Linked DNA regions of Homo sapiens: all the other regions are linked to region 1. A link is a contact called in ENCODE Hi-C or POLR2A ChIA-PET data. All regions are on one chromosome and are shown on one strand. Each heading gives the region's core, a stretch centred on a gene start or an enhancer-like site at or near the end of the contact. The rest is flanking DNA. Distances are from core to core; before and after follow the strand shown.

Region 1 (6,703 bases), core at 2,701-5,200:
ATTGGAAACATGATAGGGGTTAACTTCACCACTCCATCCCATCTCCCCAACAGGATTTTCCTATACAACTGACAAGCACCATTAACATATAAAAGATTGACTTCAATAGAAATGACACCACCACCAAAAAGTAAAAAAGTGTAACATTTGTTTCAGCACAGTTGACAGCACATACTGTCAACTAGGAGAAAGCTTAACATTTTACTGCATCTAGCAAAAATGTATTTAACAGTACATATCCTGATCAATTTAGAGTTATGCTGCAAGGGATATATGTCATTAGCTTTGCTGTGGGAGTGGTGAGAGGAGCTCTTCAAGGTTTGGAGCGGTAAATTGTTGTCATGAATGTAAACTAAAATCAATTGTCAATTCATGGTATTAAGAGTTTAATAATCATGAAGCATTTAATCGACAACTTCTAACCAGTATTTGTCATGTTATATTTCAAAAAGTTGAGAATTCTAGGCACATAGCAAATGATAGACTTCTTAAGCAAAAATGCAAAGTTAAGTAATAAACGAACGTTTAAAAGACTTTCACAAAGAGAAAATCTTAACCTCTAACCAGTTGAACAGTAGAAAACAAGACATAAAAAAATACTCAGAACAATCAAACCTGTGCTGTACGTTAGTACCCACTCTGAAATAGCATCATCAGGGCATTATATATTTATTACATAATATTGCTTTGCCCTTGCATATCACCTTTAATCAAAGGATCTCAAAGCACCACAGAATCAAGGCCTTAACATCCAGTCTCAAACAGATAAACTGTTATATTTTATAATTGCAGATATTAATAAAACCCTGCTCCTACTTCCCAGTCCTCTGATCCTAACATCAGCCTCCAAACCCTCTCTCTGACTTGGAAACAGTATTTCCCAAATCATCTCAATCTGTGACTGATGCCACGCACATTCCAGCTTTTCTTCACTGGACCTAAAGGAAGTAGCGGCACTGTTTTAATAACACATCTATTTCATTCCAACGTCTGTGAGAGAATAGACGGTACTTAAGGTTAACCTATTTTGCACTGTGCTTGATGATATAAAATGGAGGCTTTCGAGAGAGCAAATCTTTGCTCGAGGCGATGAACCCACAGATCACTCATCAAACAAGGGAAATAGCATTTCCCAGCTCTGTCTAGAGACCGCTCCCGGCAACTTCAAGAGCAGTATGGAGGAAAGCTTGTCCAGCCGTACTTAACCAGGCAGGAGGCTATTTCATGTGTGCACACCAGAAGAGAAGCGAAAACTAAAAGGACAACGCACGAGTTTTAGGACTCAGGAAGGAGACTGTAAAGCTGTTATGTGGCCACCCCCAGAGACAGAACACTGTGTTTCCTTTGCATTCAATGGGAAATTAAACAAGAGCAAAATTCCTTTAAACCAAGGTCAAAATAAGCCATTTAGAATCATTTAATTTTTGTTATAAAATCTGTATATGAGGTTTGCTCCTCTAGAAACATCTGGCGTTTTAAAATTTAATCATCAGCAGGCTGGGCGCAGTGGCTCACGCCTGTAATCCCAGCACTTTGGGAGGCCAAGATGGGTGGATCATCTGAGGTCAGGAGTTTGAGACCAGCCTGGCCAACATGGTGAAACCCTGTCTCCACAAAAAAAAAAAAAAAAAAAAAAAAAAATTAGCCAGGTGTGGTGGTGGGCACCTGTAATCCCAGTTACTTGGGAGGCTGAGGCAGGAGAATCGCTTGAACCCAGGAGGCAGAGGTTGCAGTGAGCCGAGATCGCGCCATTGCACTCCAGCCTGGGCAACAAGAGCAAAACTCCGTCTCAAAAAATAAAAATTAAATTAAAATTAAATTAAAATTAAAAAATAAAATAAAATTTAATCATCAGCAAAGTTCAATTTGTTTCCACTGAATACACAAACACTCAAATGTTAACATATGTGAGCACAACTACGTTAACTTCAATTCTTTCATAAACAGGATTATTCCTCTTCCTGGTAATTAAATGCATTATGTTTGTCCTTAGGACTGCAAAATGTAACTTCACACTCACACAAGCCCAGCCCCAGCACTGTAAGGTTACACGGTTACTGTTAGTCAACCGACTCACAACCTTACCCTTTATAAACAAAACAAAGAAAGGCGTCAATAAACAACAGTACTTTTTGTTTCAAGTTCTCAACACTCAGTGATCGAGGCTCAATACTATGTTTCCTTAGCTTTATGTCTAATATGGAATCTACTATTAATAAATATCTGGCATTAAAAAGCCCTGGAATATTCATTGTAAGTACCAATACAGGGTCAGCCTACGTTTCTGAAAATCCCAAAATATCTTTATATTTCTGTTGCCATCCGTATTCAGACATTTCAAAAACCTCACAGCAAATTCTAACATACTTTTTCTTGAAGAGATGTGCATCCCTGTTCTTGAAAAATATCAAGTTCGTCCCTACTGCAATGACGATCTCGTCTGTGTCATAAAGCAAGATTCCCGTTTCCCTACCTATTCTCTCGTAGGGACACCCGTCCTCAGCTCTGCCCACTGTCCCTGACGTTTTCAGAAACGTTAAAATACTAGTGTTCGGAGGCTTCTAGCGAAGAGGGAGATGTTTTGTCCCCTCAAGCTACCATGATACATTTCCCTACTTCTCCACTATCTTCAATGCTTTAGAAAACACGACCAAATGAGAGAACCCATATTAAAAGCAGTACTTCCTAAAAGGGGGAAACCAGAAGCTCCAACTTCTCCAAATCGCTCAGCACAGTGGCTTTTCGACAGTCCCCAGCAAATCTTCGCCCCACGCCTGCCGTCTTTCCGATTAAATAAGATTGGAAACCACAATTAAATCAGTGTCATAACTTATCCGTCACTTACCATATCCGCCGGGACATTACTGGACATCTTGCCGTTTGATATACACCCAGATGTTTACGAAAAAAACAAACAAAGAAAAAAGAGCAGAAGTCTTCACGTTACAGAAATAAACCACGATTTTGACTGGTTCGTGATGTGCTTTCTCCCCCAAAAATAAAGTTATTTTGGAGCCAAAGTGCCGGTCAGGCCGAGGTTCTGGTTCGAAGAGGAACAATCCCCAGGAGCTGTGTGGCCGGAGCAGGAGGAAACTCCCGGGACAGCAGAGGCAGCCCCCGTCGTCGTCGTCGTCGTCAACAGCAGCAGCAGCCCCAGGACCGGCCGCGCCAGGTGGACCGAGCCGAGTGACACACGGACATGGAGAGGGGTGGGAGGGGGTTAAATGCGCCTTCCTCCTTTCCCAGCCCCGGCAATGATTCACACTTGCTCCCGAGTCAAGTCCTCATTAAGCAGGAGAAAAATGCCCCAGCGTGGATGTACACAGATAACTATGTAGCTACACATCGACGCGTGAGCCTTGAGTGGCGGCCGAGCGGTGGCCGGACGCTGGCCGCGGACCCTGCAGAGCCGCTGTCGGAGCGCCCGCGCGGACAGCGCGGGGAAACGGCTCAACTCGCGCCGCGGGGGCGAAGAGCCGGGCCGCGGAAACCCGCGCTCAAGGGCATTTAACTAGTTGGAAGCCAAAGCGAAAGACCGGAGCGGGGGACCGACAGCGCGGGGGTGCTCGGGGCCGGCCGGGACACTCCACAGCCCCTCTGGGCTCAGGCCGCGGGCGCCTCCGGACAGCAGCTGGGGTCGGGGCGCATCGTCTCCGGCTCCTCGCCACTCCTCTTCTGCCTCCGCCTTCCCCGCCGCCGCCTCCCCGGTCTCCGCCTTCCCTTCCCCTCCCCTCCCCGGCCTCGCGAGCTCCGGGCGACGCCGACTTCGGCTGGTCCCCGGAAGAGGCCGGGTCCTCCTTCTCCTCAGCCCGGGAATGGTTTCCTCTCAGAGCTTTGTTTCTCCTCCTCCTCCTTCACTTTTCAGTCCCACACGCCGCGGCCGCCTCCTGTCATCGCCTCTCAAACCAACATGGCGGCAGCGGCGGCGGCGGCGGCTGCCTGAGTGCGACTAAGGGAAACGGGGAGAGCACGGGCCCCCCCTCGCAGCAGCCGCCGCCCCCGTCCTCGTCCTCCCTCCGCGGACACCAAGTGCGTCACCACGGAGACCATTCCCTCGAGCATCACGGGAAGTGTAGTCTACGAGGGTGGGGGGGGGAGGGAGCCGCCGAACGCCTCCTCACCCAGCTCCGAAGCCACGCCCCCCATAGCAACAGTTGCGAGGAAAGGAAAGCTCCCTTTCCCTTGCTTTGGACAAGCTGCTGCCCAGGAGTTAAGTGATACCTGCTACCAGGAGTGCTGTGATCATGAGAATTGTTGGGAGAAAATAATTCTGCATAGAGAAATTCCCTTATGCACGATATGCACACAGAGCTAAAATATGCTGTACCTCCAAGCAGAATCATTCATTTTAATTACAGCACATTCTCCACATCCTGCAATCTCAATGCATTTTGTAGAGTGATTTCATCTAGGTCTCCTCAACATTACATTTTGAAGAACAAAAGCAATCATTGATTTCCAATAAGGTCACATAAGTTCAACAGGAACAAGGATCTCATTAAGCAGTGAGAATATTTGAACATGTGTTTCCTTGAAGACCCAGGGCAATAAAGCTACAATCTACTTAACTGAAATTACCAAAACTGTATTACATACAACAGTGTTATTATATCAAATCTGTATCAGGAAATAGCTACTACAAACTTCATGGGGATTCACCAGTTTACCCATCTGGACCCTAAATTCTATTCTATGTAACTCATAATGTAATTGAAAACCTATATGCCTTGCAGTGATTAGCAAATAGGAGAAAATAATGCCATTGTTGAGACACCATTCAGATGGACATTTGTGATTTCTGCATTTTGTTCCTAAATCTGAGGTCAACATCTGAATCCCTATTCATATCTCTTAGTCCTTTGACAGAGTACTTTAGAAAGGGCAGTCTCAATATGATGCCTATATATAAATGCCAATGAATTTAGAGTCTGAAAGCCACCTCTCCAACCTACAGCTGTGTGACCTCATCTGTAAAATGGTCTTGCCTACCTTCCGGGGTAAAGTAGGGGTAGTTATGAGGATGAGTTCATGCATGGGAAATAAATCACTTTGTAAATAATAATGCATCATTTGATATGAAATGTCACTACTCATTCTCTCATTCAGCAAACAAATGTGCCAGGCACTCTGCTAGGCACTAGGAGTTTAAAAATGAGTCACTGTAGCGAACAGCAGCATCATGTGGCAGAAATGCCAAGGTCTTGGGTTGGCAATGGGGGTTATTACATCCTTGTCTATAGGGCTGTTGAAAAGAGGCAGAATCCAGTCACTGTCCTCAGGGAGCTCATTGTCTAGAAGCCTACGTGATTCCCCACAGCAATCTCTCCAGTTGGGTTTCTCATCAGTTGGAAACCCACAGGACATTTAGAGTACCTGCCTCTTGAGTAGCCTGGGTGGAGAAATTCCAAACACTCCTAAGGGCCTATATCACCCTGAGGAAGATAGATCAAATTCTCCGAAAAACCAAAGGCCAGAAGAGAAGAGAGGCCCAAATCTCACTGTGATTAGGCTTCAGGACTTTGTCTAGATATTTCCAAGTCCATAGTTACGTGATTTTCCATGGCCTTTGTTACTTGGTTGCTCATTTGCAATGTTTAGCAACCACAGAGTCCCCCTACCCCTACACCAGCCCCCCAGGAAATAAGGGCAGGTGAAAATACTTCAATTGACCAATGAGCTCAGAAGGAATATTGGAGCACATTTTGAAAGCTCTAACTCACAGAGTTAGTCCCTCCACCATACCCTTGACTCCAACTTTTATCCAATGACCTCCCTGGCCATGGCACTGCCTGGCCATGGCACTGCCGGGCCTAAGTGCCACTGTAAGTAGAAAGGCAAGAGTTGCTGTTTGCTGCAGGTTACCACTGCCACCTTTACAAAAGGCAATGTCTTTCAAAAGTCGCTGTGTTTCCAATTACTCTTCTAAGAGGGGCTGAGACATTATTCTCAATAAAACTCATTATAACTCATCCCTAACATTGTTAAGGCATGAGGTAACATTATTGGACACAGTTGCAGATTTTTCCACTCTTTCTTTTCTCTTTGCTTCCCAGCTCAGGCGGGTGAGGTGGGAGGCTGTAGAAAGGAGTTCAGCTGTCCCAAGCAGGAAAAGGTAGCATCTTCTTGACACCAGGAATCTATTGTCAGCATCAGTTGGAAGAAAGTGAATGACACAGCATTTTTGTAATGGGAAAAATAACTTCATAGGAAGTCAAAAGACCTGGCTCTGCCACGAATTAGTTATGTGACCTTTTGCCTCTCTGAGTTTCAATTTCTTCATCTGAGAAGCTTGAACTAAATCTCTAAGGTCCCTTCTAAGAGTCTATGAGTGTCAAGTCCTGGAAAAATAGGGCATGACACCGATGGCCTGTTAAAAATATCTTCCCTAAGTGACTACTTATGGGTAGGAGGGATTTTGGGGGAACAGGGAAGGTGGAATGATGACAACCTAAAATTAGATTTTGGCGATGGTTGTAGAACTCTGTAAATACACAGGAAACCACTGGATTGTACACTTTAAATGAGTAATTTTTTATTTGTTAAAATGTAGCAAAATACACATAACATAAAATTTAACATCTTAGTCTTTTTTACATTTTCAGTTCAGTGGCATTAAGTACGTTCACACTGTGCAACCACCACCACCATCCATTCACAGAACTCTTTTCATCTTGCTCCCTGAACTCATTAAGCACCAACTCCC
Region 2 (6,703 bases), core at 3,767-6,266, 2.6 Mb before region 1:
ACAGCTCACTGTAGCCTCAACCTCTGGGCCCAAGTGATTCTCCTGCTTCAGCCCCGCAAGCAGCTGGGACTATGGGCGCATACCATCACACCCTGCTAATTTTTGTATTTTTGTAGAGACAGGGTTTCACCATCTTGCCCAGACTGGTCTCGAACTCCTGTGCTCAAGCACTCTGCCTGCCCCGGCCTCCCAAACTGCTGGGATTACAGGTGTGAGCCACTGCATCTGGCAGAAAATAAAAAGTTTTATGAGCTAGGCATAGGGGTTCACGCCTGCAATCCCAGCTCTTTGGGATGCCAATGTGGGAGGATTGCCTGAGCTCAGGAGTTCAAGGCCAGCCTGGGCAACAAAAGGAGACTCCATATCTACAAAAGAATTTTTACAAATTAGCCAGGTGTGGTGGTGCATGCCTGTGATGCCAGCTACATCAGTGGCTGAGGCAGGAGGATGGCTTGAGCCCAGGAGGTTGAGGCTGCAGTGAGCCATGATCATGTTCCTGCACTCCAGCCTGGGCAAGAGAGCAAGACCCTGTCTCCAAAAGAAAAAAAAAAAAAGTATATCTAAAACTTAAAAACATCCCATAAAAACTTACAACACATCCCATAAGGTTATACCAAGGGTATAAACGTTGGTCTATAGTCCTCAGTGAGACTTCTAAATAAAACTAATTATGTAAAAGCTTGATTTTTTTTTTAAGTTGACAGAAGGTAAGCAAATTAACTGGGGAACTGTAGTGGGGATGTTAAACAGTAGAGTACCCACATACAATTAATTTTGGCTACTCTAGGCACGCTGCCTATGGGATAGCCCTGCTCCACAAGGAGCAGTTAAAAAAAAAGAAAAGAAAAATAAAAGATTTGGACATGTTGAGATGCTAAAGAGTATCCAAGAATAGATATCAAGTTGAATAGCAATCTTGAGGAAAGGCTGGAATCACATAAATCAATCTGGTAGTAAGCAACACAGAGATGAAATTTAAAATTATAGGAGTAAATGGAATTAACCAGGAAGGCAGTACAGAAAGAGAAGAGCAGGGGCCTAGCTCCAAGACCCAGGGAAATGTAGTCTTTATAGGACAGGGAGAGGAGGGAAAATCAGCAAATCAGACTGTGGAGTGGTGAGGAAGGGTAGTGTTTCATGGAGGAAGAGCTGGCCAACAGAGTCCAGTGCTTTGCGGAGATCAAGAAAGGAAAGAACAGGGAATGTCTTTTGGCTTTGGCAACATATAAGCAGTTGATGCCCTGACAAGAGCAGCTTTAATGACATGACTAGAACAGAAGTCAAATGAAACTGAAGCTGAATGAAAGATGAGGAAGAGATAATAGTGTTTATGTATTAAACTGTATGACACTGCTGAACTTTCACAATTTTTGATGTACAAAACCAAAAATTTCATGACTCCTTTTTTTTTACATTTGACAGAAGAAAAATGAACATATGGGGCAGTAGTTATAAAGGAATATGAGATCAAGCAGAATCAGAAAGAAGAGAGTTGCGGGTTTTAGTGGGGAACACCAGAGCCTGTTTGTACATGGATAAAAATGATGGAGTTGGCTGGGAGCATGTTTGTACACTGATAAAAATGAGGCAGTTGGCTGGGCGTGGTGGCTCACACCTGTAATCCCAGCACTTTGAGAGGCTGAGACAGGTGGATCACTTGAGGTCAGGAGTCCAAGACCAGCCTGGCCAACATGGCGAAACCCTGTTTCTACCAAAAATAATAAAATTAGCCGGGTGTGGTGGCACACGCCTATAATCCCAGCTACTTGGGAGGCTGAGGCATGAGAATTGCTTGAACCCAGGAGGTGGAGGTTGCAGTGAGCCGAGATCATGCCACTGCACTCCAGCCTGGGGACTAAGAGAGTCTCAAAAAAAGAGGCAGTCATCAGCTGAAAGAAAGGTGGGAGAAAGGAAGGTTTGATAATCAAAGAAATGACATGAAATAATCTTTAAATAGAATAATGTGAGACAAAATAGAAAATGTTAAGCCAGGTTTGCTTATTTCTGCTTGAACCCCTGACTGTGATGAAATGCAGCTCCTCAGGAAGAATCTTAAAACAGGATAGAGCACACGGCCCCCCGTGTCACTCGCCTGAGTTACAACGTTCCTGAAACAGTAAATGAACTTGACCTTGCCTTTTCCTACATGAAGATGTCTGACAGGGTTAGTGATTATGCTTCTACAATCTATAACCAAATTACTTTAGTAATCTATAAACTGATGTACTCTTACACCCAAACTTTAATGAGATTTCACACATACAGAACCCCCACAACCTACATAGAAGCAATGGGCTGAGGGACCACTTTGGAGCCCTGTGAAAGAACTGCCCTCAGGGTATAAACCTTGGTCTACAGTCCTCAGTGAGACTTCTGAATAAAACTAACTTTAATTATGTAAAAGCTTAATTTTTTTTTTGACAGCAGGTAAGCAAATTAACTGGGGAACTGTAGTGGGGATGCTAAACAGTACAGTACCCATTTGTTAAGGGTTGGTCGTGAATTTATGGGAGAGGCTAAAAACACAAATGCCAACAGGAGCCAGGCAGGTAAATGACTGAAGCAGGCTGAGTGATGAAGGAACTCAAGAATGAATGCCCCATCTAAAGGGGAAGCCAGTGGAGTGGCCATCAAGACTATCAGCTCTATGCTGCCAGATCTCCTGATTTCTCAAGGGAAGCCAGAAATCTTTTTTTTTTGATATGTTAATTTTTAAAACACTCTATGGGCTCAAAAAAATATTTCCAAGTGCAAAAAAATATAGTGCATGGATGACTAGTTTCTGATTTGTCATCACACCAGATTACAAGATTTTCTTCAACGGTGCTCAGCTGTGGAGGTACTGTCACGGTTGCATTTATCCAAGGTTCGGTATGTGCTAAGAAAGTGATGGGGGCCAGGCGCGGTGGCTCACGCCTATAATCCCAGCACTTTGGGAGGTGGAGGCGGGTGGATCACCTGAGGTCAGGAGTTGGAGACCAGCCTGGCCAACATGGTGAAACCTCGTCGCTACTAAAAACAAAAAAATCAGCCAGGTGTGGTGGCGGGCGCCTGTAATCCCAGCTACTCCTCGTGAGCCTGAGGCAAGAGAATCGCTTGAACCCGGGAGGCAGAGGTTGTGGTGAGTCGATGTCGCGCCACTGCACTCCAGCCTGGGCAACAAGAACAAAATTCCCTCTCAAAGAAAGAAAGAAAGTAATGGGAAAGGAAAAGTGACCTGAGGAAGTGAGTGCTAACAGAGTGACTGTAATAATGAACTACAGAAAATTAAGTTAAAGACAATCTAGAAGCCAAGGGCTAATGGTTACAGTGAAAGTCTGGAGGAGTCAACGTATTGAAGGAATCAATACCAAATCCTATTCCTCCTCAAGTTCTTCAGCAAATGATGTTAAGTGCTGATGACGATGGTCACAGAATGTACACATTTAAAAAATGGTGCTGACGCAGTTCTTAGAAATTACAACTTTCAGGTGCATCAGGAGAGTGAGTCGAAGACATGCAAATTTCAAAAGCGACTGGACGATATTATTTATATTCAGTCTGATAAGGGATTTTGTTAACTTAGCTGACTTTTTAAAAATGCATCCTAAAAATACATACAATCATGAGAAAAACATGAGACAAATTCCATGATTAGGACATCCTACAAAATACATGACCAGTACTCCTCAAAACTCTCAAGGTCACCAAAAGTAAGGAAAGTTTGAGAAACTGCCACAGCCACAAGAGGCATATAAGGAGACATCATAACTAAATGTAATGTGGTATTCTGGATGGAATCCTGGAACAGAAAAAGGGTATTAGGTAAAACCGAAGGAAATCTGAATAAAATGTGAACCTTAGTTAATAACAGTGTAAAATATTGGTTCATTAATTGCAACAAATGTACCATATTAGCATGAGATGTTAATAATAGGGGAAACTGGATGCTGGGTATATGGCATTATCTCAATTTAAATAAACTACATTAAGAAAATAATATCTATTTTTAAAGGTGTAGTGAATAAAACAATGGCCACCCATATATTTAACACCCGGTTTAATAATGGTCAATACAGTTAAAGCCTCCCTTTATTGTCCCCTCCTTACCAGATATGACTGCTTTTCTCAACTTGATTTTCATTCTCTTGTATTTCTTGACTTCTTTAACTACATATGTATGCATAACTAAGCAATATATAGCATTGTTTTACAAGTTTTAGAGTTGAATGTATATGAATTGTCATACTATTTATTTTTCTACATCTTTCTCTTTTTGCCTCATCACATTTCTGAGTTCAGTCTTCTTTTATTGGCGTATAATACTACATCCTAACATCCCATAAGGTATTTATTCTGTTATTGATGGACGTTTCTAATTTTTTGCTTCTACCCACAGCGCTGTTACGTACATCCTTGTTCACTTACCAAAGTTTCTACAAGACATATAGGTAGGAGCAGAGTGCTGGGGTTTAGTAATTGAAAACTTTTACTAGATTTTGCCACATTGCTTTCCCAAAGAGGTTTTAACATTTGCGCACCTACTAGCAGGTGCGTATGTTTAGACGTGTGGAGGAGAAACTATTTAAAGACATACAAACTAGATAATATACTTGCTTCATTCTCGTTTGACCTTCGTACCCAAGCAATTATTTCTGCAAACAAACAAATAAACAACTACTAATAGCACTTCCCGCACCGCCAGCCGCAGTTTTCCCTGCGGAGACGCGGATACAAGGCAGCTTCCGGCGAAGGCGGTGACGCAAAGGATGGCGTAAGCACGCTCGGGACGACGGCGTCCTCTTGATCGCCCTTGAAGGCCCCTTTCCGGGCTGTCTGACACGATGCAAGTGTCAGCTTGTGTTGGCCGGTTGCCTTTCTTTCGCAAGAGGGGAAAATATCCTCACAGACTTTCTGTGTTCTCAGAGACGATCTTCTTCCCTAGAAAGAAGTCGCTTACGGTTGGCGTTTCCCTCAGGCAGCGCCGTGGGCAGCCCACAGGCCCTTGTAAGGCGCGCGCCGCGGCCCCGCCTCTTTCCTTTCGGCCGGAACCGCCATCTTCCAGGTAGGGCCTACGCGTGGCTCCCGGGCGCTAGGTGTTCGACAGACTTGAACCGCGACCTTGTGGCCTCAGAGGTCGTTCATTGGGACCGTGGGGAGACTCTCTAACCTGTTTGAGGTCCATTGGCATGGGCGGGTTAAACCATGTTCTGCCAGACGGGGAGCAGCGTGCGCCGGGTCGGGTCTGGGCCGTGGGCTGAGAACCGGACTGCGATGTTGCGGCCCTGCGGGGGGACATTTGCGAGAAAGACGAGACTGAGTCGCTTGGGGTGAGGCGACTCGAGTTAATCTTTAAAAGACTTCGTTTTATGTTCCCGTGGCTGCATCTCCGGTACTGTGGGTGGCCCCTCTCACATAGGCTGTGTGGGGGCCGCGTGGCCTGATGCCTTTCTAACTCCTTTCAGTGTGGCTTTTTTATTCCAAATCTTGCGATGATGTTGGGTGAGGACTTAAGGGGTAGTAGGAATGGGTTTAAAGTCAGGCGTCGGCTTTAATCTTCTGTGAAGCCTACAGGTGTGAAAACCCGGGCTCTCGGTCGGAGAGTGGGTCCCGGAGTCGTCCTGGGTGATGAACCCTCACTGCCCTTAGTTAATGCATAAGACGATTTCCGACTGTTTTTAAAATTTTGACCCCACATGGTGATCGGACGAAGGGAAAGTGTTTTGAGGTTGCAACACCAATATTTGCACCAAGAGGAGATACTGTTTTGCGAATTCTAGGGCAGCATGCTTTGAGTGAAGGGAAACATTTAGCCATAGTTCATCATTTTGTCTAGTTTGTGGACGTCAACAGAGTCGAGCAAACTGCAGGTTGCTCTTTATGGTGGATCCTAGTTGCCATGATTTTAATACTCTTACAAACTGTAAAGCATCGTTTTGAAAAGTGCCTTCAGTTTTAAGTGTATGGGGTCCATGCTTAAAATGGATTCCAAACTCAGAAAGATGGATCTAGTGGAGGATTATGGGCTCTGGAATCAGGAATGAGTTAACTGATTATGCCACTTGGTGATTCCACAAAGTGACTTGAATCTACACAGTATCACCCTTTGTGTACTAACTTAGCACAAGTTTTTGGAACTTTATACACATCTAAAGGCTTTGGGGATTGGAACAGAGTACCTGGCATTTAAAGGGTTCATCCATTGTAACAATGGTTTGACTTTGGTGAGTTAGGTGAAACATGTCTTCTTGCTATACAATTTTTATAAAAATGGTACTTTGGGAGCCATTCTTAAAGGATTGTTGGTAAACTTAGAAACCAAATTGTGTTAGAATATTGTCAACACGTCAAGCCTGACTGCTGTATTTTACCTTATGGTAGGAGTAATGGCCAGGAATGGCATTTCTGCCCTATAATGACTAAAGAGCTATCAAAACTATTGTTTTGGCCTTTTTGGGAAACAAAGGAAAGGTTAATTTCTAAATGCCTGTAGGTGAATTCTTAGATAATGATAAATTAGCTGCCGGTTACTACTGAGCACTTTACACGGGCCAAGCATTGCTGAGTTCTTTGTAGACATTACCTCAGCTACGAAAGTGTTCACCCCTATTTTACAAATGAAGATGAGAGATGAAATGTGGGTGTCCCAGCTAGTAAGTGGCAGAGCCTATGTCAAATTTAGGTCAATGATTATAAAGCCTGGGTTCCCCTCTCTTCTACCCTA
Region 3 (6,703 bases), core at 1,989-4,488, 2.4 Mb before region 1:
AGCCATGTTCTCTGATGAAAATCTCTGATGCCTCTGTGAGGTAAACAACACTAGGCTGAAGAGGCCAGGAGACTAACTCAAAATAGAAACAAACGCTTACGTTCTTATGATAATCCTGTTGCATTTGCTGCACTCACTCCCACAACTATACTCTCCGAGACAGCCACAATATTCTAAAAACCAATTATCTTAATGTCAATTACTTATAATGCATAACTTTATAGTATGATATCCATTTTTAATTCGATGATTACTCAGACTTTATCTGAGTTTTGACAAGTGCATATACCTTTGTAACCAAAACTCCTATCGACAGAACATCACCATTATCCCAGGAAGTTCCCTCTTGCCATTTCCAAGTCAATCTCCATCCCCAAGAGGCAACTATTGTTCTGATTTTTTCCCATCAGTCTGTCCTAAGACTTCATATAAATGGAACCAAACAATATCTACTCTTTGTTGTAAGACATCTCAGCATGTTTCGAGATTCATTCACGTTGTACGGATCATTACCTTGTTCCTTTTTATTTCTAAGAAGTGTCCTCCAAGTATATGAATATATCGCAGTTTTTAAATCTAGTTTTCGTTAATGAACACCTAGGCTGTTCCCTTTATTTATTTATTTATTTTTGGCTCTTATGAATAGCTGCTGTGAACATTCTTGTACCAAAAAAAAGACAATTATTACTGCTCCAAAGGACAGCTGTATTCCCTGTATAATTCATTATTTTGCATTCTACCGGAAGTACTGATAAAATATTTGCAGGGAAACTTCCTGGAACATGATTTAAATATGTGGTTTAGTAGATATGAGGGGTGGGTGGGTGGGCATTCTCGTCCTATAAAAAATTGCTTGCATGCATTTGAAATCATGTGGACTGAAGAGACGAAAATAACTTCTATTATTTGTTCACTCACTGCTTTTCTCATACAGCTGATATTCACAAGCTCATACTGTTATCTGTTCTTTCCTGGGAGATTGGATCAAAGTTGCATAGATTCTAGCGGACTAAATATTTGTGAAATTAATTTTGCCAATTCTCATGACTCTAAGAACTCTTTTACACCTTCCAAAGAAGTTTCATAAAGTCCTTGCTTCTGCCTGCAAACTGTCCCAGTTGCCCCATTCTGGCCTGAGCAGTGCAGCCTTAATCCCAGAGGGCCTGCGCTACCGTTACTGGGCCTTCATGCTCCCCTCCCTTGGCTCTGGTTTTGCTCTTCCATAGGGAGCACAAAGTGTACTCTCCATAATGAGGCTGAGCTGTTTACGTGCTAGAACTCCCATTTAGAACACTGGAAAAAGCCAACATTATATCTTTGGCCAACTATTTAACCTTATTTCTTTAGCTATTAAATTGAAATAATAACCATATGTTTTAAAAAGCTTTTAAACCCAGAGCTAAAGACTCTGTATTAAAAACTGGACTTACGGCCGGGCACGGTGGCTCACGCCTGTAATCCCAGCACTTTGGGGAGGCTGAGGAAGGCAGATCACTTGAGGTCAGAAGTTCAAGACCAGCCTGGCCGACATGGTGAAACCCCATCTCTACTAAAAATACAAAAAAACTAGCCGGGCCTGGTGGCGTGAGCCTGTATTCCCAGCTACTTGGGAGGCTGAGGCAGGAGAATCACTTGAACCCGGGAAGCAGAGGTTGCAATGAGCTGAGATCGTGCACCGCACTCCAGCCTAAGCATCCAGCCTAGGCAACAGGGTGAGACTCTCAAAAAAAATTTTTTTTTAACTTATTCTCCTATGTTAATCCTATGTTAGTCTTCTTCCAGAACTCTAGTGATGGGATCACTACCCATCCACAACCTCCAGTCACCTCCAAGACACCTTTGACGCCTCCACTTTCCCAGTCAACCCAACACCAAGCCTCATCGACTTCATTTCCTAAACCCCACTCGAATCCATCCAGTCCTCTCCGTATCCACTGTCACCACCGTCAGTTTAAAACATCGACCACCTCGTTTGGATTCCTGCCAGTCTCCTAACTCGGCTTGAGCCCTGGCAACCAGTTCCCACTGCACTGCGGTCACTACACCCAGGACCTTCCTCACCTTAAATAAAACTGCCCCGAGATTAAAGATCTACACCTTCGCCAGGCCAAAAGGCCCTTCCCACCTCTCCAGTTTCTTCTTTATGCCTAGGCCACACTGGCCATTCGGTTTTTGAAATACAGTACTCTCGTCCTTGGTTTAGGAAACGCCAGATCCTTAGCGCATTCTTCTGATTACCTTCCAAACTAAGCCAGTTCTCCCATCCCTCCCCCAATTTACTGAGCTTAACACTGAATGCTTCTACAGTCCAGTTGACCTTTCCTTTAAAACATTCATTACAATTACAGTTTTGTGATGATCTTAGCACTGCTGTTCTCCATCACTAGACCGTAAACTCTACGAAGCAGGAACAAAATGGACTTATTCGTTACTGTGTTGTGCCTGACAGAATGAATAGTAGTCGATTTTCAGATTCTTCTCTCCATCCTCTACTTTTCTAAGACTTAGGCCTTTCACAACACGTACTTGAAACTGAGACTTCTCAGTAAGAGAACTTCGTTTACTTGGTTCAAGTCTTAAGCCACGGAGCCCACTAAATGACAAATGAGAAAAAAAATCCCAGTCACTTCGCGACCTTCCCCCATAAGGCCTCCTCCCGCAACAGCAGGCAGCAAGAACAACGCATTTGTCCAGCATGTCCTGCGCAGGCGCCCTTCGCCTGGCTCGCTCTGCCCCACCTGTGCCAGGCAGTAAGCCGCAAGAGCACTTCCGGGAGCCCCCGACCCGGTTGTTGGTAAGTCGGCGGCGACGCCCACCTGCAGAACGGGACCGGCGGAGCGCCAGGGCTAGAGACGGGACGTAGCGACGTACTGCGTGCGTGCGTGCGCACAAACGAGGGCGCGCATGTCGGGACGGAACTAGAAAAGCTCAGTGGGGCTGGCGGCAACTCTAGGTCTAACATCCCTCGGAAGTTCGTGCAGCGGCCTCGCTGAAAATGGCTTTACAGCCCGGCAGAACCCTCCGACTCCGCAGCAGGACCTGCGGAGCCTCTCCGCCCTCGGTACCGGCGGGACGGGGTAGCCCTGACCTTCCGGGTGCCTCCTCCACAGGGGCGCCCCCTAAGGCCACGCCCTCCCGATGCCGGTCCGCGCACCGCTCCGCACGCCTCATATTTAGCATTACCTGTGCTGGGGCAAGCGATTGACATACTGTAGCGGACGCAAGTACAGCGGATCTGCGGCGAGTCCCCTTCGCTCTCCGTAGTGGGCGGGGCTTCACCCCGCGTCCTTTAAAGGAAAGGTGATGGGCGGAGCCACGTTTTTCTACTGTTGGGATTCAGTTCCGCCGACAGAAAATGCGGAGAACGCGGAGGAAGTCCCTGAGGGGAAATTGCTGCTCACCTGGCTCCCGCTGCTCCGCAGGTGCGGTGAAGGCTAATGTCGAATTTCTGCAGCAATCGGAGCAGCCCTTACTCCAGTTACATTAACACCAATCTCGGTCTCCCACTAGGGCTTTATAAATTGCTTTCATAAACGTCTTTTTAATGTAACACTGAATAAAATGTTTTATAAGCGTCTTTTATAAGGATCGTAAGTGAAAGGGCGCTGTCTCCGATTTGCAGGTGAGCAGACAGCTTCGGAGTGAGAACGGCTCCCCGCGGGTCCCCGGTGGCGCGCGGCTCCCGGAGGCAAAACAAAGCTGGGGCCGGGGCGTCGGAGCCTCCGCGTTGTAGTTGGGAGAGGTTCGAACGGGGCCCCAGCTGGCGAAAGGGAAAACGGACCCGGACCCGGACCCGTGGAGCCTGCTCGAAAGCCGGGTGCTGGGGGTCTGGGCCCCGTGTCCCCCCTCTTTTTCTTCTTCAATAAGAAATTCCTCAAGGGCAGACTGCGAGTCCACAGTCGTGAAGCCACCTAATCTGGCTTCATACCTGGAATGTTTGGATTCCTGGTACGAAGAAAAACTAACATTTATTGGCTACTTGTCCACTGGAAGGCGTTGTCTTATTTCTCATTAACTCCTTGAGTCAGCATTACGTCTTTTATTACAGATGACACAACTACTAAAGCTTTAAATAGTTCTTTGGGAGCAAAGACGAAATCTCCATTTCCTTTTTAGCTGCTGGTAGCTCGACGCTCACTGTTAAAATAGGGAGGTAATGAAACAACTCTTGTGTGAGACCGAAAGTCCAGGTGTGCATCTTGGCCATTTCCAAGTTAATCAAGAAGAATTAAGGATTCATTTTATTCTATCAAAATTATTTCTCAATGCCAAGATATTTTGTGTGACGTAGATTCGGGGACAGACTGAGTAGCACAATACCTGGGAAAAGTTAGGTGCTCAGCAATTATAATTGCCCACATTTGTGATTGCTTTTGCCTATGTGCCAGACACTGTTCTACGCACTGAACATATCTCAAGTTATTCAATCTTCAGGACAACCTTATGAGCCAATTATTATTATTACCCATTTTACAGATGAGGGAACTGAAACAAATTTGCCCAAGGTCGCACAACTAGTAGCAGAATCAAGAATAAAAAAGCCAAAAAACCCCAAACCCAGGCAAACTTTAAATGTTCCTTGCATTGCTAGACTGAAGTAGTGAGAGAAACAGTAAACAGTACGAGTCCATGAAAACATTAAAAGGATGTGAAGTATGTACAAGTAACTGAAACATTTAATGCCCAAACTAAAGACTTAAAATTTGCTAAGGTAATAGCACAGGTAGATTCACACCAAGTAATCACTGGTAACTGAAGCTACCGGCCAGCATCCATTTGCAGTCCGTCTTTGAAGGCAGCTGTGTCCAGAGCAGGTGGTTTAGGAAGCTTTCTAGACTTCCATTGTCAGATGTCTCCACGCCTAGAAGATGGTGCTTTAGTGTTCCTGGGAGGAGACATGCAGAGATGGGGTGGCAATTACAGACATGCCCACAGATGGAGAGAAGCCATTTTTTTCATCTTTTCCCTTGAACTCTTCTTTGACCTCCAGCCGAAATGGAGCTTGGCAGCTTTTGTGGGGTTTTTTGTTTTTTTGTTTTGTTTTGTTTTGTTTTGTTTTTGGAGATGGAGTCTCTCTGTGTCGCCCAGGCTGGAGTGCAGTGGCGCGATCTCGGCTCACTGCAACCTCCACCTCGCGGGTTCAAGCGATTCTCCTGCCTCAGCCTCCCGAGTAGCTGGGATTATAGGCGCGTGCCACTGGGTCGGGCTAATTTTTGTATTTTTAGTAGAGACGGGGTTTCACCATATTGGCCAGTCTGATCTCGAACTCCTGACCTCAGGTGATCCACCCCACTCGGCCTCCCAAAGTGGTAGGATTACGGGTGTGAGCCACCACGCCCGGCCACTTGGAAGCTTTTAAAGAGTCATTGAGAGCCTTGAGCTGTGCTTGGTGGGGGCAGACTTTGAAGATCCTTGAATAAAGATGAAGAGGTTTGGGGAAATGCTATTACTATGCCACAGATCTTTAATAAACTACTCCGTTATGTACATAGAAGAGGACTCTGAGACATGTGTAGAGCTTTCCCAATTGTTATCGTTTCTACATATAATTTAACCCCCTCAAAAAATGTAACTCAATAAGACTCAAATCATGGTGACTCTAAAAATGCCTATATTTTCTATTACATAGTAATTTCTACGTTAATTTCCATAGCATGCCCATGAACTTTCTCTTTCAATGAATATATTGGTGATTTGCTCTGATGAAGGAATAATGGAAATATCCCGTCCCTCTCTTTGCCTGTTAGCTTTCCAAGTCCTCCCACTTTTCCCCAACGCCGAGGGGACCTTCCAAAACAGGATTGTATGTGAGATTTACTTGCTTAGCCCAAGGTCATTGAGGTACAACATATCTGATCCACAAAAGAATCAGTCTGTGGGTGATTTCTTTAAAAAGTTATGAACACTGGGCTGCGTCTTTATAATGCCACAATGACTAACAATTCATTTAAAAATCTAATACTAATAAAAATCCTGGTGGTGGTTGTTTTTTTGTTTTGTTTGTTTGTTTTTTGAGACGGAGTCTCACTCTGCTGCCGAGGCTGGAGTGCAGTGGCACCGTGTCGGCTCTGCAACCTCCGCCTCCTGGATTCAAGCAGTTCTCCTGCCTCAGCCTCCCAAGTAGCTGGGATTATAGGCACCCACTACCACGCCTGGCTAGTTTTTATATTTTTAGTACAGACGGGATTTCACCATGTTGGCCAGGCTGGTCTCGAACTCCTGACCTCAGGTAATCCACCTGCCTCGGCCCCAAAAAGTGCTGGGATTACAGGCATGAGCCACCATGCCCAGTCAAAATCTTGGGTTTATTTTGAAGATACGAAGCATCTTCAAACTTTAAAGCCCATGTGGGTTCAGATATTCAGCATATTCTTTAACAAATAATTGTTCATAGATTAGATACTCCTCCCTCTCCAGATTATAAACTCTTACCTGGGCAGTTTTGCTAAAATTGGGGGAATTTAAGTCTATTATGTGTGAGATCCTATGTAGTGCCAACTAAATGTAGCTGAGAGCAGTTATCTTAAACAGCAGCAACTCTGTCATTACAAGGCCAGTTTAATAGCCAAAAGGGTCCATGCTCTCCTTAGTTGATGTTTACAGACTTGTCAAGAGTCATAGAAACAAGGCATGCAAGAGGCTTTGGCTGAGTGTTAGGTAACTCGTTCAAAGCTTCCTGAAGATACTGTCAGCCCAATATTGT
Region 4 (6,703 bases), core at 4,204-6,703, 2.2 Mb before region 1:
CCTGGAGATAACCCCAGATCCCAAAGCTGAGGGCTCAGTCTCCAAGACCGCTCCCCTCTCCACCAGACACCAGTCGCAAGTGCAGGCCTCAGAAAATTCTAACTGACTGGCCTCAATTTGGGGTTCCCATAACCCCTCTTTGGGTTCAATTAACTTGCTAGAGCAGCTCACAGAACTCAGGGATACACTTACTTAGGTTTACCAGTTTATTATAAAAGATATTACAAAGGATATAGATGAAGAGATGCACAGGGCGAGGTACGGGGAAGGGGTGCGGAGCGTCCATGCCCTCTCTGGGGCGTGTTACCCTCCAGGAACCTCCATGTGATCAGCTGTCCAGAAGCTCTCTGAACCCTGTCCTCTTGGGCCTTTTATGAAGACTTCATAACATAGGTATGGTTGGTTAAATCATTGGCCATTGGTGATCAGCTTACCCTTCAGCTCCTCTGCCCTCCCTGGAGGGTGGTGGTGGGGCTGACAGTCCTAACCCTCTAATCCAGCCTTTCCAGTGCCCAGGGCCCATCCTGAAGCTACCTAGGGGCTGCCAGCTGTTCAGTCAACTCATCAGCATACAAAGACACTTAGCGCTTTGCAGATTCCAAGGAATTTGAGAGTTGTATGCCAGGAAACAGGGATAAAGACCATATATATATTTCACAACATCACAGAAGCTTAATCATAAGCCATCAATGTTGCAGTTCTTCTATATTCCTATAAGAACAGGGAACAGTTCAAGCTTCCTCACTGGATCAATTCTCTTTTGCTTTCCCTCTGACCAATGACTGTTTCAAAGATTTGGAGAAGTCTGTGAGCCAAGCCAGATCAAAGCCAATTTGGATCCAATTTGTTCATTAATGCATGCTGTCAACAAAAAGAGTCAAACTCTGCAACATATTTGAAGAGATTTATCGTGAGCCAAATCTGAGTGACCATGGCCCATGACACAGCCTTCAGGAGGTCCTAAGAACATGTGCCCAAGATGGTAGGGGTGCAGCTTGGTTTTATACATTTTAGGGAGGCATGAGACATCAATCAAAAAATTTTAAGAAATACATTGGTTTGGTCCAGAAAGGTGGGACAATTGCAGGGGGTCGGGGGTGGGGTGGGGGGTTGGGGGGGGTAGCAGGGAGTGCCATTCCAAGCCATAGGTAAATTTAAACATTTTCTGGTTGACAGTCGGTTGAGTTTGTCTAAAGCCCTGGGATCAACAGAAAGGAATGTCTGGGTTAAGACAAAGGATTGTGGAGACCCAAGTTCTTACTTTCAGAGGAAGCCTTCAGGTAGTAGGCTTCGATAGGTGGTAGTAAAACGTTTCTTATCGGACTTAAAGTCTATGTTAATGTTAATGTCAGAGAGGTATAACAAGTCATGTCCGACCTCCACTTCCCACTCATGGCCTGAAACTGTCTCTCAGGTTAAATTTTAAAAGACCCCTGGATGAGGAGGAAGTCCATTCAGATGGCTGGGGAGAGGGGGAAGCTTAGAATTTTATTTTTGGTTTACAATACATTAATATTTGTTTAAGTACTTAGGGATTCTGCAGTTAGCAAAATAGATAGGATCCCAGCTCTAGGAAGCACACATTCTAAAGGATAGAACCTACAACACCTGCTTCTTTAAAAGCATACTAACTAGAGGACAATTTATTATTGTAATGTCATGAGCACTTGCTTGTTAAAAAATTCCTTTTTTGAGATGGAGTCTAGCTCTATCACCCAGGCTGGAGCGCAGTGGCGCAATCTCAGCTCACTGAAACCTCTAGCTCCCGGGTTCAAGCGATTTCTCCTGCCTCAGCCTCCTGAGTAGCTGGGATTACAGGCACCTGCCACCACGCCCAGCTAATTTTCGTATTTTTAGTAGAGACAGGGTTTCACTGTGTTGGCCAGGCTGGTCTTGAACTCCTGACCTCGTGATCGCCCGCCTCAGCCTCCCAAAGTGCTAGAATTATAAGCGTGAGTCACTGCACCTGGCCAAAAAATTCCTCTTAATAACTTCTTAGAAGGCTAATACACAAAATAGCCACCTTTTCTGAATCCAACCAAACAAAATAACTTATTAACCACAGATTTTCCTACTGCTTTGTATTTTCTGAGGAAAAGAAACAGGTGCCAGGAAAGCTAAAAGGGATGTCTTTTGTAAGACTCTCAGGCCCTCCTACAGGGTCAATTTAGGTAGGCCTGCCCCAGTCTTCTAATTCTACATGCAAGATACATATGTATTACTTTTTCAAACAACACTGCTTCCTAAATAGAGGAGAACCTATGAAATGAGACCTGTGATTCTTTTTTAAAAACCTAGATGCATTTGGATAGAGGAAGGTGGGCCTGTGAACTCTAGCCCTGTAAGCAGGAAGGAAAGTTAAATAGTTCCTCATAATACAATTTAAAGATATCGGGTGGCAATTGTAAAGGAAAGAAAGAAGAGGGGAAGAAGGCCAAAGAGCCAACCAGATTACAAGAGCCTGGAGTCCTCCTTTCTTTGATGGTGGCCAAAATATATTTTAAGGATAGAAATGCCTAATATTCAATGTCAACACTTCTGATATCGCTCCACTGTGAACCCCTTCACCCTCCCCTTCCTCTAAATCTCTCATAAAGCTTACCATACTCATAAAGCCTTTCTGTGAACTCTTTTTCTTTTCTATTCTTTCCTAGCTCCTGTGAGACACAACTATCCAACAACTGCATCATGGATCTCTCAACCATCCATTTAGCACCTCCTTAGATTAGTCCAAAACTGAACTTATCTTCCCTTCTACACCTCTACCATCAATTGTTTTTAACTGCTCCTTCTCATATCCTCCAACATTCCACTAGCTCATTAATGTCATCATCTAAAGGAACAACTAATATTTACTGAGCACTTGGAATGTGCTAGGTACCCTGCCAAAGGCATTACATGCATAATTCCTCAAACCCTACTCAACAGGTACGACAATCATTTCCCAAATGTTAGGAAATCAAAGTTCTGTCAGGATAGTTATTCTAAGGGTAAGTAATAGAATTAGAATTTGACCCGTTTTAATTTCACAGCCAGCTTACCCAGTACATGTCAATCAATGCCTGAAGTCAAACAACCCAGGATTCATCCTTCCCTCCTTAAGCCTACCCAGTCACTTACCTAGTCCAGCCTCCTAGTCATACCTCTTAAACACCACGTCATTTCTCCTTCCACTGCCAGCACACTAGCATTTACTAAGTCCTTACTATCTGGCAATCACTATTCTAAGTAATAGACATGTTTTTTCAAGTTCTATCCCCCAAACTCTGAGATGACAAACCTAAGGAACAAAGAGGTTTCAGTGTATGACAGAGCCTGATTCCACCCCAGGTAATCTGAATAGAGAATCCCTGAGCACTTAACCCCTCCATTAGAACAGCCTCCAACTTAGTCTCCATATCGCCCATCTGGAAGCCCACCATCCTCCAGACGCTGCAGATATCTTTCTGGAATGCTTACCCGTTATCATGACATTCTCCTGCTTAAAATTAGCAGCTCAGTATCACTGACTGGATAAAGTCCAAATTTCTTAATCTGGTATAAAAAATCCTTCATTTTTCTGTTCAAGTCAATTCAGTAAATATTTTAGTGCCCAATGTAAGCAAGAAAAGGTGCCAAGTGTTCTGAAATGAATAATACATGTCCCTGACTACTACCTCCACCTCGGACACTGGGTCCTTCGGCCAGACAAGCCCATATGCAAAGCTCGTAATACAACAGCCCAAAGACACATACATTTATTTTTAAGTGGCCTGCGTGCTACGTGCCTACAATGTACGAAATCCCAAACCAATCTGAAGACTAAGTGCCTACGTAACACCTATTCTTACAGGTCTCCAGGCAGAAATGCTCCCTAAGTTCAAATTACTTCAGGGTAACTAGTGGGATAAAGGCATGGATCAGTTTCCAAATGAGAAAACTGGGCAAGAAGCAACCCCCGCCATCAATGGCTGGCATGCAGTAGGTACTTTATCAGTGGCTAAATGAATAAATAATGAAAAAATTTCAAAGTTGATGAGAGAAACAAGATATATGGAGAATGTAACACACAAGTGGGCCGAATTAAAAGTGATGTTATTCTACTTTGGTTCTCATTTGGCCTACTTTTACCCCATGGGAAAACTCACATGTGGGACTCGGACAAGCTAAAAAGCCAAAACTTTGTTATTCATGGCTCAACAAAGCTTTGACAAGCCAAAAAGGATACCAGATTCCCGCTTCCTTCTTTACCTGCCAAAGTCCATTTTCTAAAGAGGTGTGGGGGTGGGAATCAAATCTAGCAAAGTAAATAAAATTGATCTACTGAGATCCAACTTCATTAGTGCTGCATCGAAGTACATGCAAAAGAAATATCAAAACCTGTCCTGGGAAGAAGGCCAATTTACAAGTAAGTACTATTGCCGCAAGAATGTGAAATTCTTAAAGGCAGTTCCAATAAGCTGGAGCTCACAAGTGTTCCTCCTCCTGCACCGCCACCGCTTTTCACTCAACTTTGTTTCTGATTTCTGTGATTTTAAAAAGCATAATATACACAGCAAAGCCCATGCATAAGTGTACTTTAGCTCCTGGTACAAACGAACGTCTGGATTCATAAACTTAACGTAAACTGAAATACTAAAAGAAACACTACATGAGTCAAAAGTCCTTGTTTAAAACGTGGCATACAGCTTTGAAAAGCGAGTGATGTATTTCCTGAATGATGCTTTGTGTGCAACTGCTTCCAAATCAAGATTCATATTTTTAAATTACCCCCTGGAAGATGTCAAATCTCTCTCCCACCCTCTCCAGCCTAAAGAGAAAGGTGAGAATTCACAGGCAACAGGCTGGGGCGGAGGGAATGATCTCTCCCCATCCCTTTCCAGAGAACAAAACCCGATAAAGGCAGCTAGTGCCACTCTCATTGCCGACACCACACACACACAGAGGAAATTTAAACACTCACCCCACCTCTCCCTTCCCTTAAGAAGCAAACGACGCCAAGCTCTGCACCACGGTGGCCGGAACCAGCAAACGCTAACAGCCGGAGGCCGCCCGCCTCCCGGGCGCCTGCAGGCGGCGGGCACCGGGCGCCGACTCTCCCTCCTGGACCAGACCCACACCCGAGTCCACGCCAGCCCCGCAGCCCGGGCGAGCGAAGACAGCCGCGAAGGACCAAGGCTCCGGGGCGAGCTGTGGCGCCGCTCCGGCCGCCTCCCGGGGCGCGGCGCTGACCCACACCCAGCTGACGCCCGCACCTGAGGCGGCTGCCCGCAGCCAGCGAGAGGGCGCGCAGCGAGGCGGGCAGGGCAAAGTTACTCACTGGGAAAGCGCGGCTGCCCGGGCCGCGCACGGGCTCCTGGCGCCGCTGCTCGGCACCAGCTCCCGCTCTCCGCGGCCCGCTGAGGGAGCGGAGAGCCTGCCCGGCTCCGCTCCGCCAGGAATCGCCGCCGCCGCCGCCGCCGCCGCGGATTTCCTGGCAAAAAGCAAACTCCGGCCAAGACTTCACTTCTCAACCGCCCCTGCTGCCTTCCCGGGGGCAGCGCCAAGGCCGAGCGGCCCAACCCGCACCCGGGCCAATCGGAGGTAGCACAGGGCGGGAGGTGGGCGGACCAGAGGGCGGCTCCACCTATCCGAGAGCTCGGGAGGCGGGCCAGAAGGGACCCGTCACTCCCGGGTTAGAGTGAGACCACTCCGCCCTCGCCGCCCGCCTCCCCCACTCGCCCCGGGCTGTCCCCGCCGCCCGCCTGATTCCCCTGCGGAAGCCCCGCTGGCTAGGTGTCTGCGCGCACCCCCGGCCGCCGCCAAGAGTGGCACAGCTGGGGAAGGAGTGAACATCCAGAGGAATCGCGGGGCGGGGTGGGGGGAGGCCAGGAGAACAGGTGGCGCAGGGAAGCAGAAACGTAGTTGCGCTGGACAGCTGGAGTCGGGCAGGGTCGGGGCCAGCGGCGAGGGGACAAGAAGGGCCGATTCGAGAGGAAGCGCACCTGAGGGAGCACAGCGAAGGCCGGGACGCAGGGAGCTGGATGGAGAGCGAGCCTGGGCGGCGAAAGGTTGCCGAGGCGGGGGCTGGGCGCCTGGGAACAAAGGTGAGGGCGGGTTCCGCAGGTGAGGAGGTTTGAGGAGCCACTGGGGAGAAAGGGAAAAGGAAGTCTACAGCCGGAGAGGACGCGCTCTGGGGGTAGAAGGAATCCTAGGACGGAAAGGATAAGGTGGGAAACAGTTTTCTCCCAAACTCTCACTCCCCCAAAAGAGACATTTCTTTCTTGCCCTATTTTGACCCAGTTGAAAATGCAACTGCAAGCTCCCCGGTGAAACAAATACCGCCTTCAACCTTCGTATTCTGTGGTGACTCATCTCGCACGTGACCCCCCTCCCTCTTCAAGGTGTGTTGACCGACTACAGTTTAAGCCTGTCGTCCCACAAAAGGCCCGGGAGGGCCGGGGTCCCAGGAAGGGCCATCCTGGGTCAACACCGCCCCAGTTGGGAAGTCGGGCCGCTTTCGGACTTGCCACTGGGAAGGGAAGTGATTTGGGGGCGGCAGGTAAGGCCGCGCCCCTTCGCCATCACCTGGGGAAAGGTACCAGAGTTGAGCCGGGGCGCCCGCAGGCCTGTCTGGGCCTCGGGGTAAGGCGGCGCTGGCCCCGCCCCCTGCCCCTCCCGCCGCGAGTGGCCTCGCGTGGTCGCCCAGGTGAGCCGCGGGGCCGCGAGCCACCGCTCACCCCGC

What was found. A loop is a pair of places that touch in the nucleus more often than their neighbours do. ChIA-PET counts read pairs that join two places held with the same protein, here RNA polymerase II (POLR2A). Pooled maps may share reads with other maps.
Region 2: a loop to region 1 is called in a pooled map, with 12 times the contacts of the local background. The contact joins the promoter of RPL21 here to the promoter of UBL3 in region 1. A Hi-C loop is called at or near these places in 8 of 50 pooled maps.
Region 3: a loop to region 1 is called in a pooled map, with 13 times the contacts of the local background. The contact joins the promoter of MTIF3 here to the promoter of UBL3 in region 1. A Hi-C loop is called at or near these places in 8 of 50 pooled maps.
Region 4: a map of CD8-positive, alpha-beta T cell shows a loop between it and region 1 (11-fold over the local background). The contact joins the promoter of LNX2 here to the promoter of UBL3 in region 1. A Hi-C loop is called at or near these places in 1 of 168 maps with a recorded cell type or tissue (CD8-positive, alpha-beta T cell) and 9 of 50 pooled maps. POLR2A ChIA-PET finds 5 or more read pairs at or near these places in 1 of 52 experiments (WTC11).

What each region holds. Positions count from the first base shown.
Region 1 is chr13:29,846,667-29,853,369 of GRCh38, forward strand. It overlaps UBL3 (ubiquitin like 3), which reads right to left and starts at 3,951. Exons shown (of 5, transcript NM_007106.4): 1 at 2,846-3,951. The coding sequence starts at 2,872. RefSeq lists enhancers at 2,517-2,586, 3,057-3,126, 3,797-3,866 and silencers at 3,427-3,726, 3,997-4,106.
Region 2 is chr13:27,246,542-27,253,244 of GRCh38, forward strand. It overlaps RPL21 (ribosomal protein L21), which reads left to right and starts at 5,017. Exons shown (of 6, transcript NM_000982.4): 1 at 5,017-5,044. RefSeq lists enhancers at 4,321-5,520, 4,339-4,924, 4,732-5,271, 4,925-5,510.
Region 3 is chr13:27,447,326-27,454,028 of GRCh38, forward strand. It overlaps MTIF3 (mitochondrial translational initiation factor 3), which reads right to left and starts at 3,239. Exons shown (of 5, transcript NM_152912.5): 1 at 3,184-3,239. RefSeq lists enhancers at 2,476-3,390, 3,234-3,593, 3,614-3,673.
Region 4 is chr13:27,615,076-27,621,778 of GRCh38, forward strand. It overlaps LNX2 (ligand of numb-protein X 2), which reads right to left and starts at 5,454. Exons shown (of 10, transcript NM_153371.4): 1 at 5,300-5,454. It also overlaps a transcript of POLR1D not described here. RefSeq lists silencers at 5,004-5,893, 6,514-6,703 and an enhancer at 5,482-6,210.